Regions from separate parts of the Homo sapiens genome. Here region 1 is linked to region 2. A link is an interaction called in ENCODE POLR2A ChIA-PET data of the cell type or tissue named here. Cell type or tissue: GM12878. All regions are shown on one strand. Links, peaks and the distances in the headings refer to the core of each region. The heading gives the core; the rest is flanking DNA. Region 1 overlaps OIP5 (Opa interacting protein 5). Region 2 overlaps NDUFAF1 (NADH:ubiquinone oxidoreductase complex assembly factor 1).

Region 1 (2,913 bases), core at 266-2,765, 73 kb before region 2:
TACAGGTGCATGCTACCATGCCCTACTAATTTTTTTTTTGGCAGAAATGGGGTCTTACTTTGTTTCCCAGGCTAGGAGAATTCTATTAACAAAATACAACATAAAAATCACATAGCTAGCCCGGGCATGATGGCTCACGCCTGTAATCCCAGCACTTTGGGAGGCCAAGGCGGGTGGATCACCTGAGGTCAGGAGTTCGAGACCAGCCTGGCCAACGTGGCGAAACCCTGTCTCTACTAAAAATAAAAAAATTAGCCAGGCCTGGTGGCGGGTGCCTGTAATCCCAGCTACTTAGGAGGGTGAGGCAGGAGAATCGCTTGAACCTGGGAGGCGGAGGTTGCAGTGAGCGGAGATTGTGCCACTGCACTCCAGCCTGGGCAACAAGAGCGAAACTCCATCTTAAAAAAGAAAAAAAAAAATCACATAGCTAAAAAGAAATATTCATGTCAGTGGATACTAAAAAAGAACAAATAACAATATATTGAGTTTATTGGTAAATGAAGTCCCACACCCACACCACACATATAGTAATGTAATCTTGTGAATATAGTTAACCAAAAAGCAAAATATGAAATAAAGTGTCATTAATTTGAAATTCCACGTAGGAATTAATTAATTCAGACAAAGCACAGTACTTATAAACAAATGTCTCAGTGGAAATTAATTTAATTTCCATTCGGGCGCAATGGCTCACGCTTGTAATCCCAGCATTTTGGGAGGCAGGCAGATCACTTGAGATCAGGAGTTTGAGAACAGCCTGGTCAACATGGTGAAACTCCGTCTCTACTAAAAATACAAAATTTAGCTGGGTTTCCAGAAGGTTTTTGATTTACTTTGCCCAGATCCATCAGAGGAATAACTATCTATAGTAGCTATAGATAGTAATAGTAAATGAGCATTGACTTCAACTTAAAGTCACCAGCTGCAATAGCCCCTAACAAGAAAGCCTGTCCTTTGAAGCTTTTTTTTCTTTTTCTTTTGGATGGAGTGCAGTGGTACAATCACAGCTCACTACAGCCTTGACATCCCAGACTCAAGTGATCCTCCCACCTCAGCCTTCCAAGTAGCTGGGACCACAGGTACACACTAAAATGCCCATCTAATTTTTAAATTTTTCGTAGAGACAGGTTCTTGCTATGTTGCCCAGGCTGGTCTTGAACTCCTGTGCTCAAGCAATCCTCCCACTTTGGTCTCCCAAAGTGCTGGGATTACACATGTGAGTCACTGTGACCAGCTCCTTTGAAGCCAGGTAATGACTTCTCCTTTCTACCTATGAAAGTCTGAGATGGTATCTTCTTCCAACAGAAGGCTGTTTCATCTGCACTGAAAATATGTTCTTTAGTGTACCCACTTTCATTTTCTGTAGCTTCTGCATCAGTACTTGCTGTTTCACTTTGGACTTTTGTTATGGAGAAGGTTTCTTTCCTTAAATCTCATGAACCAACCTCTGCTTTTTTTTTTTTTTTTTTTTTTAAGATGGTCTTGCTCTGTCACCCACCCAGGCTGGAGTGTGGTGGCACAATCACAGCTCCATTGCAGCCTCGACCTCTCTGGGCTCAAGCCAGCCTTCCTTCTCAGCCTCCCAAGCAGCTGGGACTATAGGTGTGCGCCACCACATCCGGCTAAATTTTTTTGTATTTTGTAGAGACAGCATTTCACCATGTTGCCCAGGTTGGTCTCAAACTCCTGGGTTCAACCAGTCCACCCACCTCGGCCTCCCAAAGTGCTGGGATTACAGGCGTGAGCCATTGCACCGAGCCAACATTTGATACTCTAAACTTCTTCTGCAGCTTCCTCACCTCTCAGCCTTCACAGAATTGAACAGAGTTAGGGCCTTGTTCTGGATTAGGCTTTAGTTTAAAGGAATGTTGTGGCTGATTTGATCTTCTACTCATACCACTCAAACTTTCTCCATATCAGCTTATCACTGGAATAGCACTTTTAATTTCCATTTATTTATTTGTTTGTTTGTTTGATGGAGTTTCGCTCTTGTTGCCCAAGGTGGAGTGCAATGGTGTGTTCTTGGTGCACTGCAACCTCCGCCTCCCGGGTTCAAGCAATTCTCCTGCCTCAGCCTCCCAAAGAGCTGGAATTACAGGTGTGCGCCACCATGCCCGGCTAATTTTGTATTTTTAGTAGAGATGGGGTTTCACCATGTTGGTCAGGCTGGTCTTGAATTCCTGACCTCATGTGATCCACCCGCCTCAGTCTCCCAAAAGTGCTGGGATTACAAGCGTGAGCCACCGCGCCTAACCCCATTTTTTTTCTTCATATTCACAATTTGGCATGACTTCACATGCCTTCCTCACTAAGCTTAATCATTTCTAGCTTTTGATTTAAAATGAGAGACTTGCAACTTTTTCTTTCACTTGAACACTTAAAGGCCATTGTTGGGTTATTAATTGGCCTGAGAAGGCAAGACTGAATGGCTAGTTGGTGGAAGTCAAAACACAGGCATGTATTGATTAAGTTTGCTATCTTCAATGGGTGCGGTTTGTGGCATCCCACAATTACAATAGTAACAGCAAAGATCACTGATCACAGATCAGTGTTAACAGACATAATGATGAAAAGGTTTTAAAAACTGCCAGAATTGGCCGGGCGCAGTGGCTGTAATCCCAGCACTCTGGGAGGCCGAGGGAGGCAGGTCATGAGGTCAGGAGATCAAGACCATCCTGGCTAACATGGTAAAACCCCATCTCTACTAAAACTACAAAAAAATTAGCCGGGTGTGGTGGCGGGCCCCTGTAAGTCCCAGCTACTCGGGAGGCTGAGGCAGGAGAATGGTGTGAACCCAGGAGGCTGAGCTTGCAGTGAGCCTAGATCACGCCACTGCACTCCAGCCTGGGTGACAGAGCGAGCCTCCGTCTCAAAATAAATAAATAATAAAAATAAAAACTGCCAGAATTACCA
Region 2 (2,913 bases), core at 119-2,618:
TTTGTATTTTTAGTAGAGACGGGGTTTCACCGTGTTAGCCAGGATGGTCTCGATCTCCTGACCTGGTGATCCGCCCACCTTGGCCACCCAAAGTGTGGGGATTACAGGCATGAGCCACTGCGCCCGGCCTTTTTTTTTTTTTTTTTTTTTTGAGACAAAGTTTCGCTCTTGTTGCCCAGACTGGAGTGCAATGGCACGATCTCAGCTCACTGCAACCTCTGCCTCCAGAGTTCAAGCAATTCTCCTGCCTCAGCCTCCCAAGTACCTGGAATTACAGGCATGCACCACCATGTCCAGCACTCTGGGAGGCCAAGGGTGGGGTGGATCACCTGAGGTCAGGAGTTCAAGACCAGCCTGGCCAACATGGTGAAACCCTGTCTCTACTAAAAATACAAAAATTAGCTGGGCGTGGTGGTGTGCACCAGTAGTCCCAGCTACTCAGGAGGCTGAGGCAGGAGAATCGCTTGAACCTGGAGGGCGGAAGTTGCAGTGAGCCGAGATCACGCCACTGCACTCTAGCCTGGGCGACAGAGCAAGACTCCGTTTCAAAAAAAAAAAAAGAAAGCCACAGGCTAACCCTACATCCACTCTACAAAACCCCTGGTCATTACAGAGGTTGTGGTCTTTTTTAGAGGAGATGAAAATCTCTCCAAAAATCTTTCAAATGTCTAACCTCTCAGGATTCCTGAAACATAACAATGCTCGTTCCTGGCCCAAAGCAATGCGCAGAAACAAGTTAACTCCTCCTCCTCAGAAACCACTTCCCCCTTGTGCTTCCACTTCACACTTGTGCCAATAGTTACTTATCCCCAGACACAGGTGAGGTGCCAAATATAACATGCCAGGTGTTTTCATTTACAGAAACAAAAGCTATCTTCTATAGTTTATGCTACAATGAAGTTCACCCCTGTTTACTAGAAAACGATGGCTCCTGGGCCTCACCTACCCTTGGAATCCTGGATATCATTGCACAGTACCCACTTCGGGTAGACTCCCCGTCCTGAGGCGCCTCAGAGCTCAGAGTTCCATATAGCAGTGCACTTTGGTTATTCTTGCCCATTTTCAAAAACACTTCACTTCTGCCTCCAATCGTCTTATCAGAAGTCACTGTCCACTTATCCAAATCTTCTTTCCCCCGGAATTGCCAGACAACCTTGGCTTGTTCCAGCAAGACCTCATGCAGAGGGTGGCCTTCCGGTCCTCTCCAATGATCCACAATTTCATCCTTCAAAAGCCTAAAATGGTATATTGCTTCATCTCTAATTGCTTTATCGAAACTAACATCAGGCTTCTCCTCAGAAGAAGTTATATCCAAAGCAACTTCTTTCTGGTGATCTCCTTGCAAATCCCCTTCAGTCTTCCTCTGTGAGGAGGCTTTGCCAGGAGAAGCCACTGGTTTCTGAAGACTACTGGAATACTCTGCAAAGCGAATACCCAAAAATGGATACAAGGCAGAAGTTGGCTTAGAGAATTTTCTGAGAAAATAAGTACCACGCAGCAATTTGTGAACCAAAGCCATGGTACAAAAAAATCAAAATGTAAGTTTCTTCCTGGGCTAGCAAGGGCCACCAAGAAGCTTCAGCAAATAGCCCAATTCTACCTATAACAGAAGAGACATTGAAGAATTATCAGCATAGCAATGAATGCATCACAATTTCAAATTCAACAGAAATCAGGTATTTTGAAGTTTGTTAACTTATTTGTTTACTATTATTATTATTATTATTTGAGACAAGGTCTTGCTCTGTGGCCCAGGCTGGGTACAGTGGCACAATCACAGCTCACTGTAGCCTCTACTTTCTGGGCTCAAATGATCCTCCCATCTCAGCCACCCAAGTAGCTGGGATTACAAGCACACACCACCATGCCCAGCTAATTTTTAAATTTTTTGTAGAAATGGATCTCCCTGGCCAGGCACGGTCCCAGCACTTTGGGAGGCTGAGGTGGGTGGATCACGAGGTCAAGAGATAGAGACTGGGCCGGGCGCGGTGGCTGACGCCTGTAATCCCAGCACTTGGGGAGGCCGAGGCGGGTGGATCACGAGGTCAGGAAATCGAGACCATCCTGGCTAACACGGTGAAACCCCGTCTCTACTAAAAATACAAAAAATTAGCCGGGTGTGGTGGCGGGCGCCTGTAGTCCCAGCTACTGGGGAGGCTGAAGCAGGAGAATAGCGTCAACCCAGGAGGCAGAGCTTGCAGTGAGCGGAGATCCCGCCACTACACTCCAGCCTGGGCGACAGAGCGAGACTCTGTCTCGGGAAAAAAAAAAAAAAAAAAATTGAGACCATCCTGGCCAACATGGTGAAACCCCGTCTCTACTAAAAATACAAAACTTAGCTGGGTGTGGTGGTGCGCACTTGTGGTCCCAGCTACTAAGGAGGCTGAGGCAAAAGAATTCCTTGAACCTGGGAGGAGGAGGCTGCAGTGAGCCAAGATCGTGCCACTGCACTCCAGCCTGGCAACAGAGCGAGACTCTGTCTCAAAAAAAAAAAAAAAAAAAAACAGAAAGAAAGAAAAAGAAATAGATCTCCCTGTGTTGCCCATGATGGTTTTGAACTCCTAGGATCCAGTGATTCTCCCCTCGGCTTCCCAAAGTGCTGGGCTGTAGGAATGATGCACTGTCCCCGGCCTTTTTTTTTTCTTTTCTTTTTATAAGAGACTGGGTCAGGCCAGGTGTGGTAGCTCACGCCTGTAATCTCAACACTTTGGGAGGCCGAGGCGGATGGATCACCTGAGGTAAGGAGTTCGAGACCAGCCTTGACAACATGGTGAAACCCCATCTCTACTAAAAATAATCCAGGCGTGGTGGCAGACGCCTGTAATCCCAGCTACTAGGGAGCCTTAAGCAGGAGAATCACTTGAACCCAGGAGGCAGGGATTGCAGTGAGCCGAGATCACGCCACTGCACTCC

What was found. ChIA-PET counts read pairs that join two places held together with the same protein. Peaks named below come from ENCODE experiments on the same cell type or tissue, not always from the same donor. Only the 100,000 strongest peaks of a DNase experiment are listed, where the experiment ranks them.
Region 1: POLR2A ChIA-PET joins it to region 2 with 5 read pairs; 14 of 35 experiments call an interaction of 5 or more read pairs at or near these places.

What each region holds. Positions count from the first base shown.
Region 1 is chr15:41,322,535-41,325,447 of GRCh38, forward strand. The region is part of intron 2 of OIP5 (Opa interacting protein 5); the gene reads right to left. Among named protein-coding and RNA genes, the nearest start is that of OIP5, 8.6 kb to the right of the region's middle. In GM12878, for the core only: no CTCF peak of the experiment used is centred there; a DNase peak (open chromatin) is centred at 1,305.
Region 2 is chr15:41,395,541-41,398,453 of GRCh38, forward strand. NDUFAF1 (NADH:ubiquinone oxidoreductase complex assembly factor 1) reads right to left here. Exons shown (of 5, transcript NM_016013.4): 2 at 947-1,600. The coding sequence starts at 1,519. Among named protein-coding and RNA genes, the nearest start is that of NDUFAF1, 5.5 kb to the right of the region's middle. In GM12878, for the core only: no CTCF peak of the experiment used is centred there; no DNase peak of the experiment used is centred there.